2 separate regions of the Mus musculus genome follow, and region 2 is linked to region 1. The links are chromatin loops, found by intact Hi-C in ENCODE. Cell type or tissue: left cerebral cortex. All regions are shown on one strand. Links, peaks and the distances in the headings refer to the core of each region. The heading gives the core; the rest is flanking DNA.

Evidence for each region. Peaks named below come from ENCODE experiments on the same cell type or tissue, not always from the same donor. Only the 100,000 strongest peaks of a DNase experiment are listed, where the experiment ranks them.
Region 2: it touches region 1 in a loop (2.0-fold over the local background); 2 of 42 quality-filtered maps call a loop at or near these places.

The regions. Positions count from the first base shown.
Region 1 is chr7:16,460,305-16,466,290 of GRCm38, reverse strand. Npas1 (neuronal PAS domain protein 1) reads left to right here. Exons shown (of 12, transcript NM_008718.2): 4 at 857-930; 5 at 1,095-1,184; 6 at 2,875-3,043; 7 at 4,026-4,141; 8 at 4,353-4,510; 9 at 4,855-4,961; 10 at 5,338-5,485. Among named protein-coding and RNA genes, the nearest start is that of Tmem160, 11 kb to the right of the region's middle. In left cerebral cortex, for the core only: CTCF peaks have their summits at 974 (motif pointing left), 2,874 (motif pointing right) and 3,769; DNase peaks (open chromatin) are centred at 972 and 2,870.
Region 2 is chr7:16,734,656-16,740,641 of GRCm38, reverse strand. It overlaps Ap2s1 (adaptor-related protein complex 2, sigma 1 subunit), which reads right to left and starts at 2,198. Exons shown (of 5, transcript NM_198613.2): 1 at 2,104-2,198. The coding sequence starts at 2,106. In left cerebral cortex, for the core only: CTCF peaks have their summits at 3,003 and 4,751; DNase peaks (open chromatin) are centred at 2,313 and 2,711; H3K4me3 peaks cover 2,097 bases; H3K27ac peaks cover 858 bases.

The DNA.
Region 1 (5,986 bases), core at 445-5,444:
GGTTATAAAGGGATTGCCAGAGGCTCACGTCATAGCTCTCTTTTCACTTATTGAAGAATCACCGAGCTGTTGTCTTCAGCTGCTATCTTAATGTGCAGTCCACCCTGCAGTGCAAACTTCTCTAGCTACTCTCATAATTTTGTATTTCTTTGGATTTTGTTACTGTCTTTCAGTGCAGAGGATTGAACCCAGAGCCTATGAATACTAGACAAGCACTCTACCACAGAGCCACTCACTGGAGAATTCTAGGCAGGGGCTCTACCACTGAGCCACGCCCCCAGCCCCTCACTGGGAGATTCATCGCAGGTGTTCCTCCACTGAGCCAAGGCCTTAGCATCATACTGGGAGATTCTAGGCAGATGCTTCATCACTGATCTATGTTGCCAGCCCTCATTTTAACTTTTGAGATAGGAACTCATTTGTTATGTACCCCAGGCAAGCCTTTAGTCATTGATTCTCCTACCTTGCCTGCCAAGTAGTTGGAGTTACGGGCCTTCACCACCAGGTCAGCCTCAGCCTTGGGCTATTCATTGGACCGGGCTTCGGTGCCCAGTGAGGACAGTCTGCGCTGTTCCCGTCACTAGCACTGCCTGTACTGTATAGGACCTGTGAACAGAAGTACTCAAGAACTTTTTGGTTTTGGTGTGAAAAAGAATGAGGGAGTGGACAAATTCCTCTTTCCAATGTCTGTCACTCAGTCTTGGTCTCTCTGTCCCCTAGGGAACAACCATCCTGTGAACTGGTTCTCTATGGTGGCTGGCTGGGAGTTTAAGACTGACTGGGCCCCTAAGGGCTGCCCAGAGCAGTGAGTCAGACCAAGGGTCCCTGACTGTCCTCCTCCTCCTTCTGTCCCCAGCCCCAGGCCGCCGAGGCCCTGTGGCTCTGGTCTCTGAAGTCTTCGAGCAACACCTAGGTGGACACATCCTACAGGTGAGCGCCTCCCTTCCTAGCCTGCTGCTTTGTGCTGCCACCTGGTGGTAGCATCTGGGAATAGCACTATTTTTCCTGCATCAGTTCCCTGTGGAGAACTGGACAGGACTAAGGGTACCCAGGTTGTTCCCTTCCTACACCCGCTCCGTTTGTCTCAACTCTAGTCCTTGGATGGCTTCGTGTTCGCTTTGAACCAGGAAGGGAAATTTCTCTACATCTCAGAGACAGTGTCCATCTACCTGGGTCTCTCACAGGTAAGTCTTCCCTGCAGTAGGCAGCTATCTTTACCGCCTGACCTATGCATGCCCTTACTCTCTTCTGGTATCACTAAGCACAACGTGAAAAACAGACAACCTTCCTTGGAACCCCACAAAGCAGCCCGACATATGCTGGAGGACTCAAGCAGGACCACAAGTTCAAAGCCAGCCAAGGAGACTTAGCAAGACCTCATTTCAAAATTAAAAACCTCATCTAGAGATGTAGTTCTACAGCGATGTGTGCTCACCTAGAATCCTCCAGGGAAGGGCTGAGCTCAGTGAGGGTGTGAATCAGCGGTATGCCACTTGTGTACCATTCTGGAGGTCCTGGGACTCCAATCCATTGTGTCTGGGGCAGGATTGTAGCTTGGTTCATAGAATGCTTGCCTGGTGTTCACAAAGCCCTGGGTTCCTTACATAAACTGGGCATGGCGGTGAGGTATAAACCTTACATTAAACTCCATCACTGGAGAGGTGGAGGCAGGAGGACCAGAAGTTTCAGGCCAGCCTAGGCTATCTGAGACTGTCTCAAAAACTAACACTTCCCCAAAGGAGGGGACTTGAATGTGTAGGTGACAAAGTAGGGTGGATAAGGTGGTTGTGTGGGTGGGGTGGGGGATGAGGGTGAGGACCACAGGGGGGATAAAGGTTAGAGGGAGACAGGTCACCCACTTCAAGCAGAGGGACAGTAGAAGAAGGCACGGTGGGTTTCTGAGTAAGAATTGCCATAGTTGGATATGCAGCTTCCAGGAGAGTTTTAAATGGGGCTTGAAGGTCAGAGGCTCCCTGTGAAATCAGAGCATGATCAGAACAGAAAGCTAGAGGCTGTACTGAAGGGGCCTGGCATGGGATCCATGTGAGATCTGAGAGGCCAGTCTCCAAGGCCCTAACTCATTAAAGAGCTGACAACTGCCGGGCTTGATTTCCAGCACTTGGGAGGCCGAGTCAGGAGGATCACCACAAGTCTGAGGCCAGCCTGAGCTACCTAGCAAACCTCTGTCTAAAAAAAGAAAAAAAGAAAAAAACAAAAAAACAAAAACAAAAAGGGCCAGATGTTGCAGCACATGCCTTTAGTCCAGAATTTCAGGAGGTACAGGCAGGCAGATTAATAAGTTTGAAGCCAGAGCTATAAAAGTGAGACCCTGGGCTGGAGCGATGGCTCAGTGGTTAAGAGCAGGTGCTCTTCCGAAGGTCCTGAGTTCAAATCCACATGGTGGCTCACAACCATCCATAATGAAATCTGACGCCCTCTTCTGGGGTGTCTGAAGACAGCTAGAATGTACTTACCTATAATAAATAAATAAATAAATAAATAAATAAATAAATCTTTAAAAAAAATAATAAATACATCTTAAAAGAAAAAGTGAGGCCGGGTGTGGTAGCGCACGCCTTTAATCTCAGCACTTGGGAGGGTTCGAGGACAACCTGGTCTACAAAGTGAGTTCCAGGACAGCCAGGGCTACAGAGAAACCCTGTCTCGAACACCTCCCCCCCCCAAAAAAAAAGTGAGACCCTGCCTCAAACAAAAAAAGCCCCTCCCTCCTTAATTCAAAAAAGCAGGAAACACCTAAGAAAAACACAAGCCAGTTGTGAAGTGCACTTGAAGGTTGGGCGAGCAGACCTAAGCTAAACCCAGCCTCAGCTTTGGCGCTCACGCGGCTCCTGCATTCCTCTCCATCACCGGCAGGTGGAGCTGACGGGCAGCAGCGTCTTCGACTACATCCATCCTGGGGACCACTCGGAGGTCCTAGAGCAACTTGGATTGCGGGCTGCAAGCATCGGTCCCCCTACACCACCTTCCGTGTCCTCCTCTTCCTCATCGTCTTCCTCCTCGCTGGTGGACACCCCTGAGATTGGTAATTTCCAGGAATCCCATCCTTGCCAGTGAATGAAGCCTGAGGGTAGATCCTGGTTTTTGTGTTTAACATGCTACAAAACAAGGTTTTGTAAAACAAACAAACACAACAACAACAACCCAAACCAAAGCAACAACAACACAAAACAAAAAACCCACAATGAGTCAAGCCAACTTAAGGCACTAGGGTGTCTAAACTTGCCTGGTTCCCCAGAGTGGCCAAAATACACCAACATTTGAGCTGCTACAAGGAAGTAGGAATAAGACTGAGAATTTTTTTTTTTTTTTTTTACATTCCACTGTGCCTTTAAATTTTCATTGGGCCCTAACTTCAAACCCACAAGCCATGAGGGATGGCCCCCAACTCCAGGCACAGCACAGAGAGATCAAGTTACTTGCCCCAAGTCACCCAGCTGTTCCATATTTTTAGTTGTGTGTGTGTATGTGGTGTGTGTTTAACTTTCAGGATACAGTTCTTTTGTTGATTGTTTGGGGTTTTTTGTTTTGTTTTGTTTTTTAGTGTTTGTTTGTTTGAGACAGGGTTTCTCTGTATAGCCCTGGCTGTCCTAGAGCTCACTCTGTAGACCAGGTTGGCTTTGAACTCCTCCTGCCTCTGCCTCTGTGTGCTGAGGTAAAGGCATGTGCCACCACGGCCCAGCTTCCTTTCTTTTATACTTCTAGTCTGTGGTAGGGGACCTGACTGTCACAACAGTTCTAGCCTGCCCTCTGTGGTCACAGGTGGCTACTCCAGCCTGGGTCAGACTGATGCCAGCGGATGCCTGGGGGGCAGAACAGAGCTTCTGAGCAGGAAAGAGGGGCTCATCTGACCTTGGACCTGGCTGTCCCACAAGGGGAGATTACTTTATCAGTGTACCTGTGCGACCATTAGATGCATCTGAGTGTCTGGAGCAGCCACAGTGAGGCTGGTTCTGAGTTGACGGGGTTCTGGAAAACTATGACAGCGCCCTCTTGTTCTGCCTCAGAAGCCAGCCCCACCGAGGCATCGCCTGCCTTCCGAGCCCAAGAGCGGTCCTTCTTTGTCCGCATGAAGTCCACCCTCACCAAGAGGGGCCTGAATGTCAAAGCCTCGGGGTACAAGGTGGGTATGAACTGTCTCTTTCCCCCTGTGTGCCAGCTATATCCCGGGATACAAGGTACTGAGAACAGAAACTGGGAGACACTCAAAGCCTTCCCAGGGCCAAGGGATCTGTGGGTATCAGGTGGAACTGGGTGAAGCTTTGACTTGGCTGTGGTCCTCCTGCCTCAGCAGTCCCACCTGGCACCTCCCCAGCCACCCCCACCTTCCACAGGTCATTCATGTGACAGGGCGCCTGAGGGCCCGAGCCCTGGGTCTTGTAGCCCTTGGACACACGCTGCCCCCAGCCCCACTGGCTGAGCTGCCTTTGCACGGACACATGATTGTCTTCCGCCTCAGCCTGGGCCTCACCATCCTTGCTTGTGAGAGCAGGTACCAGGGTAGGGGCGGGAGGGAAGGTGGGTCCAAAAGGACCTGGGGATATGTGGGGACCAGTCAATCCTGGGCCTTTCAGTCAGGGGCCGTGGGGAGTTGGGAGGAGAGAGGACAAGGGAGAAGGCAAAGGTGCCTGGGAGACGTGAGGGTGGCCCTGGCTCCCTTACAAGGCTTGCCCATTTCTTTTTCGGGCCCCCTTTTCTTCACCTATGCCCATTTTACAGAATGAAACTGAGGTACTGCAAGGGTGTGGATCCTGGGGAACCCTGAAGCCAGCTCTGCTGTCTCCTGTCACCCAATGTCTCCCCACTCCTTTTCCCTTTCTTTCCTGTGTCCTCCAGAGTTAGCGACCATATGGACATGGGGCCCTCAGAGCTTGTGGGACGCAGCTGCTACCAGTTTGTTCATGGACAGGATGCAACCAGGATCCGCCAAAGCCATCTGGACCGTGAGGCACACTTCTGTACCCTCTCCCCATCCTCCTACCACCACAAAAACACGAATGACCCTGCTTCCCTGTTCCCTGGAAGTCCTTCTTCAGGGCTAACCAGAGTCTCTGGTTGCACTGCAGCTTCTGGGGGCTGTTCGGAACAGAAAAGCAACAAAGAGGCTGAGCAGTGGCTGGGGGTGGGGGATGAGGGTCAGTAAGCCGGGTAAGAGGGGTCTCTGACCGATGCTGGGGTGCCTCTGGGTCTCTGACTACCTCTGTGCCTTTCTCTCTCTTTCTCGATTCTCCCCACTCTCGCTGCCTCTGCCTGTCTCCTGCTCACCTGCCTTGACCCTCCCCACCCCTCTGGGCTCTCTGCTCCCCTGGGATGGACCAGTGCTGGACAAAGGGCAGGTGGTGACTGGTTACTACCGTTGGCTGCAGCGTGCGGGGGGCTTCGTGTGGCTGCAGTCTGTAGCCACTGTGGCCGGGAACGGGAAGAGCACTGGGGAGCATCACGTGCTGTGGGTCAGTCACGTGCTCAGGTGAGAGGTGGCCCATTGCCATCCCAGCATCTCCAGCAGCTGCTCCCCATCCCAGCCAGGGCCCTTAAGGGAGGGCTGGCTCTGTAGACACAAAGGGGAAAGAACCTAGGAGGCCTAGGTATGGAATGGCCTCACTTGGTGGACACGGAGAGGAATCAGTGTTGGGAGGAGACACATCTGTGACGTAGGCAGGGCAGGAACGCTCGTGTGGTGTGCCTCCGGCTGAAGGTGTGAATTGGACTCGTTCGTGTGGTGTGCCTCCGGCTGAAGGTGTGAATTGGACTCCAGGGCACTGGGGAGCCACAGCAGACTCTATACAGGGAGAGTGGTGCAAAACATACACGCGTTGTGAGCAGAGGGCACAGAACGGATGAGCCTCAGGTCTACAGCCTGAGAAGCCCAGGGAAGAGCAGAGCGATTGGGGCTGGAGCACAGAGTTGGGGGCAGGGGAGGCTGTAAATGGCAGCAGGATATTTTATCTCGTGGTCACTGGAGAACTAT
Region 2 (5,986 bases), core at 283-5,282, 270 kb before region 1:
AAGCCCCAACCTCTAAGTAGCATTATAAAGTGTGTCCTGTCATTTCACTTTCAGAAACTCGTACCCCAGCCACCCAGTGATGCACATCTGTGATTGTAGCTACTAGGAAGGCTAAGATGGGGGGGGGGGGGTGTTAGAGGTTCAAAGGCAGCCTGGGATATCTACAAGATCCTGTCTCAAGGAGAACAAAACAAACAAAACAAAACAAAACTGCTGGTGAGCTGGTTCAGTGGGTACAGGTTGACAAGCCCAAAGACCTGAGTTTGATCCCTGAGATCCACATGGTGGAAGGAGAGGAATGACTGGGCAAGTCACTTCTGACCTCTACATACGTAACGTAAAATGAGAATAAAAAAACAGGAAAGACAGAGATGTAGTTCAGTGGCAGGAGATGTACTAGACTTACAACCATGTACAAGGCCCTGGGTTTCATCCTCAATACAAACAAACAAACAAACAAAAAGGGAGAGAGAGAGAAGAAAGAAGAGAGAGAGCCAACTCGAGAGCGCACAGAACGGGAGGAAGAGAAAGGAGGGAAGGAGAGAGAAAGAAACCACAAGGCTGAAAATTTAGCTGAAGGTAAAATACCCAAGCAGCATGCCCAAGACCCCAGGTTCAATCCTCTACCGGGGTTCAATCCTAGGTACTGAGGGGGGAAACGGAAAGGGGAAAATCAGGGCTCAAGGGTTCCCTGCTGGGAAGCCTAGTTTGAAGCCCTGTCTGTCCAGTCATATATGCTCTTGCCCATTTTACAGATGACAAAGCTAAGACCCATAGTTATCACAACCAGAAAGCAGAGCTAGTTCCTCCAAGTCTTTACCCTGAGCCCTGGATTCTTTACTGGCTTCCATGGTCTTTCCCGAGCCTCATTCTTCCCTCAACCTATCTGCCTTATTCAACCTAAGCAGAAAACCACAAACAGGATGTTACATGCCCCTTCCAAGAACTACTTCTGCTGAGCCAGGGAAACCCAGGAAGGGAAGGGGGTGGGCACAGGAGCAGAAGGGAAGAACAGCTGGAAGCAAGGCTGAGTTAAGCCCTCTGTGTCCTACCCCACTTCAACCAATACTTCTTTCTGTTTCCCTCAATGAGAATCGTTTCACTCCTGGGAACACATCTGAGCAGCCCCTAGTCCCTACATCCATCCCTCTGCTGTACCCTCAGGGAGCCTCCCGACCACCTCCCCACATTGTTCGTTGTAACCTCCATCCCCCTGACCCCAGCACCTTTGGCCCCGACTCCGGGAAGCTTCACCTGTCCTTCATTACAAGCACCCCTTCTCCCTGTCCAAGGCTGGCCTCCCTTTTTACAAAGGTCGCATCGAACCTCCAAGACCTCTACTCACCTCCTGTTCTGACATCCCCCTCCCAAGTCTTCTTCTCCAAGTCCCTATCCAAAGAACTCTTAGTTCCAAAAGGCCCGTCTTGGAGGTGGAGGTTCCCCTAAATCCAGTGCTCAGCCCTTCTCCCAAAGCTCCCCCTCCTCAAATGTGACGCCTCCAAGTCTACTCTGCACCCCGGACCTCTCCTCTGTGGAACATTCTGTTCAGTTGCTCCCCATTTTCTTCTAGAATCCACTTTCTACTGCTACAGCCCTCTCTCCTCTTGCAGCAGCCTAACTCTAATCCTACAGGGGCTAACTTCCGGCCTCCAGGGTCCTCTTCTTCCCCTGGAGAGCATCTACCCTGGCCATATCCAATTTGCCCCAACACTAGCTCTCCTTAAAACCAGCTCCTTCCTTCTCATAAGGAACCCTCTCTACCCTGTCTGTAGAGTCTCTGGTTCTTTTCCATCATCCCTTCCTCATCTCCAATATCTTCTCCCGCCTCTGTGGTTTCAAAATCACCCCCAAATGTCTCCCACCAAGGCAGTCCCTCCCCTGGACACTCCTTCCCCTCCAAATCCTTTGCTTGGAACCACAAGCACACCCCGCAGCGCAGCATCCAGCCCCTGATCCCCATTCCTGACCCCAATCCCGAGAACCCGCGCCCGGCCCGGATCATCCGCAGCAGGAGGAAGCTTGTCACCTCCAAACCGAAACCCCGGGGACCGTACGTGAACCACCCCCCTCTGCCTGTCCCCGGTACGACGCTCCCCCCGTTACCATGGCGACCCCTGTCTGGACCCCAGAGGCCCGGGTCCCGCTGTAACAGGGCGGCTCCGGCTCTGCTTGCAGTTGTGGGGCCCAGGGCTAGAACTGACTTCCGGCAGGAGAACCCGCCTTCCTTCTCGGGCACGGCCCTCTGGGAGTTGTAGTTTAAACGCACGCGTTGGCAAGGGTGGCCCCGGTCTAACGCCTTCCCAGCATGCTCTGCGACTGCCCTTTTTCCTATCAAGAGACCTAGTCGCCAAATGCGAGTACCAAATGCATTGTGGATGAAGGACTCTGAATAAGGACAATTTCCATAGGTTAAAAGTAGACTGAGTGAGCGTTGCATTTCGGGAAATGTGGTTCTAGTGCTCCTCGATCCCAAAGCTACCAGCAAGGACATGCTGGGAATAGTAGTTTTTTCTTTTCAACTTTGCTTTAAATTATAACATATAATGTGCTTTGATAATATTTCCCCATTATTATTAGCTTACTTCTTTCTCCTCCACCAAAACCCTTTCTTCCCCAAAGTGTTCCTTTTTTCATGTATGTTTTTCTTGCGGAGCGTGTGACCCACGGCATTGATCTGGGGTTGCGGATGTGAGCGTTACTTACTTGGGCATGGGCATCTTTTAACAGAATACACTACTGGGAATATGACCCTCGCACCCTCGGCGACTGGTTTTTAATTTTTTGCTTATTTTATGTATTTGAGTTCTCACCTGCATGTAGGTAAGTCTATAGTATGCCTGCAGTGTCCACAGAGGTGGAAGACAGCATAAGAACCTAGGAACTGGAGTTTGGGAGCCGAATCTGCTAGAGTAGCAAAAGCTCTTAAACACTGAGTCTTCTCTCCAGCATCTCAATCCGTGCCCACCTGTGGTGAAATGCTGATGGGCCTGGTCTCCTACAGGCCTTGAGCAGTAACTCCCAGCTGCTGTAAGGTTTGGCATCATCTCTGTCACGTTCAGAAGGCATGTTTCACTCTTCCCTCCAGTGATTTTTTTTTTCCTTTAAACTCGGGTTTTAAAAAAATATTTATTATATGTAAGTACACTGTAGCTGTACTCAGATACTCCAGAAGAGAGCATCAGATTTCGTTACCAATGGTTGTGAGTCACCATGTGGTTGCTGGGATTTGAACTCAGGACCTTTGGAAGAGCAGTTGGTGCTCTTAACCGCTGAGCCATCTCACCAGCCCCTAAGCTCAGGGTTTTATGTATCCCGGACTGGCCTAGGACTAGCCTTGTAGGGGAGGATCAGTTGGAGTCCTGATCCTGCAGCTTCTGCCACCAAAGGGGCTACAGTATAGGCATATGCCACCACACCAGTCTTAGGAAAAGTAGGTTATTTTATTTTATTTTACTTTTGAGACATGGTTTCTTATGTAGTCCTGGCTGTCTTGGAACTCACTCTGTAAACCAGGCTGGACTTGAACTCAGAGATCTGCTTACCTGGACTTAAGGTATGCACCACTGATGCCCAGCAGAAATAGTGTTAAACAAGTCATTACGCTGTGGACCTAAAAATGTAACTAACTGCCTTTCTATGCTTACGCAGTGCTCTATTTAGTTGAGCTTAGGGATGTAGGTTTTCTCATAAATATAACTACATATGTACATAAAATAAAATAAAGATAGGAATTGGGCTAGACACAGTGTCTGTAAATCCATGGAAGTGTACTGGTATGGATTAAGGCTATCCTGTACTATATAGGGACTCTCTGGCTAGCCTCGACTACAGAGTCAGACTTTGTCTCAAAATTCTAAAACCTGAACGAGGCAAATAGGTCAGTGGATAAAGACAACTGCTGCCAAGCCTGACGATGACCTGTGTTCAATCACTAGAACCTGTATGGAGGAAGGAGAGAACTGACTCTCTCCAGTTGCCCTCTCCAGTTGTCCTCTGACGTACACACAAACTCTCTCTCTCTCACGCATACACACACACACACACACACACACACACACACACGCAAACACACACACACATAAACACCACTAACATACATATACAAACACACACAGAAACATAGAGGATAAATTTGAAAGATGTAAAGAGAAAAGTAAGGAGAGAAAGTCCTTGTGTTGTCCTCTGATTTACACACACACACACTCTCTCTCTCTCTCTCTCTCTCTCACATACATACACACATGCACACACTCACACACATGCACACACACATGCACACACACAAACACATACACAACACTAACGTACATTCACAAACACACACAGAAACATAGAGGATAAATTTGAAAGATGTAAAGAGAAAAGTAAGGAGAGAAAGTCCTTGTGTCACACTCACACACACACACACACTCTCTCTCACACACACACACATGCACACACACACTCACACACACACATGCACACACACACACACTCTCTCACACACACATGCACACAAACACATGCACACACACAAACACATATACAACACTAACACACACTAACACACACACAGCACTAACATACACACAGAAGCACAGAGGATAAATTTAAAAGATGTAAAGAGAAAAGCAAGGGGAGAATGTCCTTGTGCGTGTGGGGCTCTTCCTGGAATAAGCCCCAGCACCAATGAGCATGGAAGAGAGCCCTGGTGGACCTAAGCAGGTGAGCTGCAGGAAGGTTTCCCTCCCAGGTCTGGTTGGTATTCTCATTTTATACCCTAAAGCCACAAGGTGGGGCAGTGGAGGGAGAGTTTTAGGGAAGCCTGTGTGGCTTCAGTGGCAGGGCAACCACCCAGGTTGTTTGAGCTGTGTCTCCAGGTTATTCTGTCCCAGGTGGTGAGTGATGTCACACTTACTAATTAAGCAGTACAGACAGCACTTTAAGTGAACCACTGAACAAGCGGATAAACCTAGTAATTGGTCCTGTCTCCTCCCTTTCTCTTCGTCTACATCACTTACGAATATGTCCTGCAGAAAGCGGTTGGTACTCTGGCCTGCCAGCTGCTCTTCTATTGCTTTCCTTCTAGTTTTGATGAAGCTGGACGGGGAGTTTAAGATGCGTGGTCCAGTGGGGCTGGAGAGATGGCTCAGTGGTTAAGAGCACTGACTGCTCTTCCAGAGGTCCTGAGTTCAACTCCCAGCAACCACACGGTGGCTCACAACCATCTGTAATGGAATCCTATGCCCTCTTCTGCTGCGTCTGAAGACAGCTGCAGTATACTCATTAAATAAGTAAATAAATAAAATAAATAAGTAAATATGTTCCTAATAGAAGAGCCAGCACCCTCATCATAAGCAGCCCCATAGCAGAGGCAGCCAGGCTCCCGCCCCCACCATGTTGTCCGTATTTACTCCATGGCTCTCCTGTACTTTTTGCCTCACTTTCCCAGTAACACACCTTTGGCGATTCCTCATACGATTCCTGAGTAATTAGCATAAAACAGCATTCTTTATTTTAAATCGTGGACATGCCTAATCCTCCACGCTTTTGGAGGAACGTTGCAGCCAGTGCATCTGTCTGGTTCTGGAGAGTGACTGTGCTTCCCTGAACAACGGTTCATCTTTATCTGAGTGGGGATCTGGCTGTGCTGAGCGTACTTGTTAGATGCCTATTGCAGAGGCACCTCATGGACCCAGGCAGGGCCATGCCTAGCAGGACTGGTATAAGTACAGGAGTTCTCTTACTTTTTAAATCTAAGGGATGTAAGTATGGCTGGACATCACTTCCTGGGAGCATATCAAAGTCGAGCACTGGTCAGCCTCTGTCTCCTGGGTAGCAGGTGTAAACACCGTAGGAACAGGTTAAGTATGTACCATTAGGAGCTACTGCTCTTTTAATTAGTCTAGTACAGCCCCTTTCATTTCCCACACATTGGCCTACTTCTGTGACCTGAGCAGGTAGCCCAGTTAAACATACCCCTTTTGTGTTATTAGTCAGGCTTTGG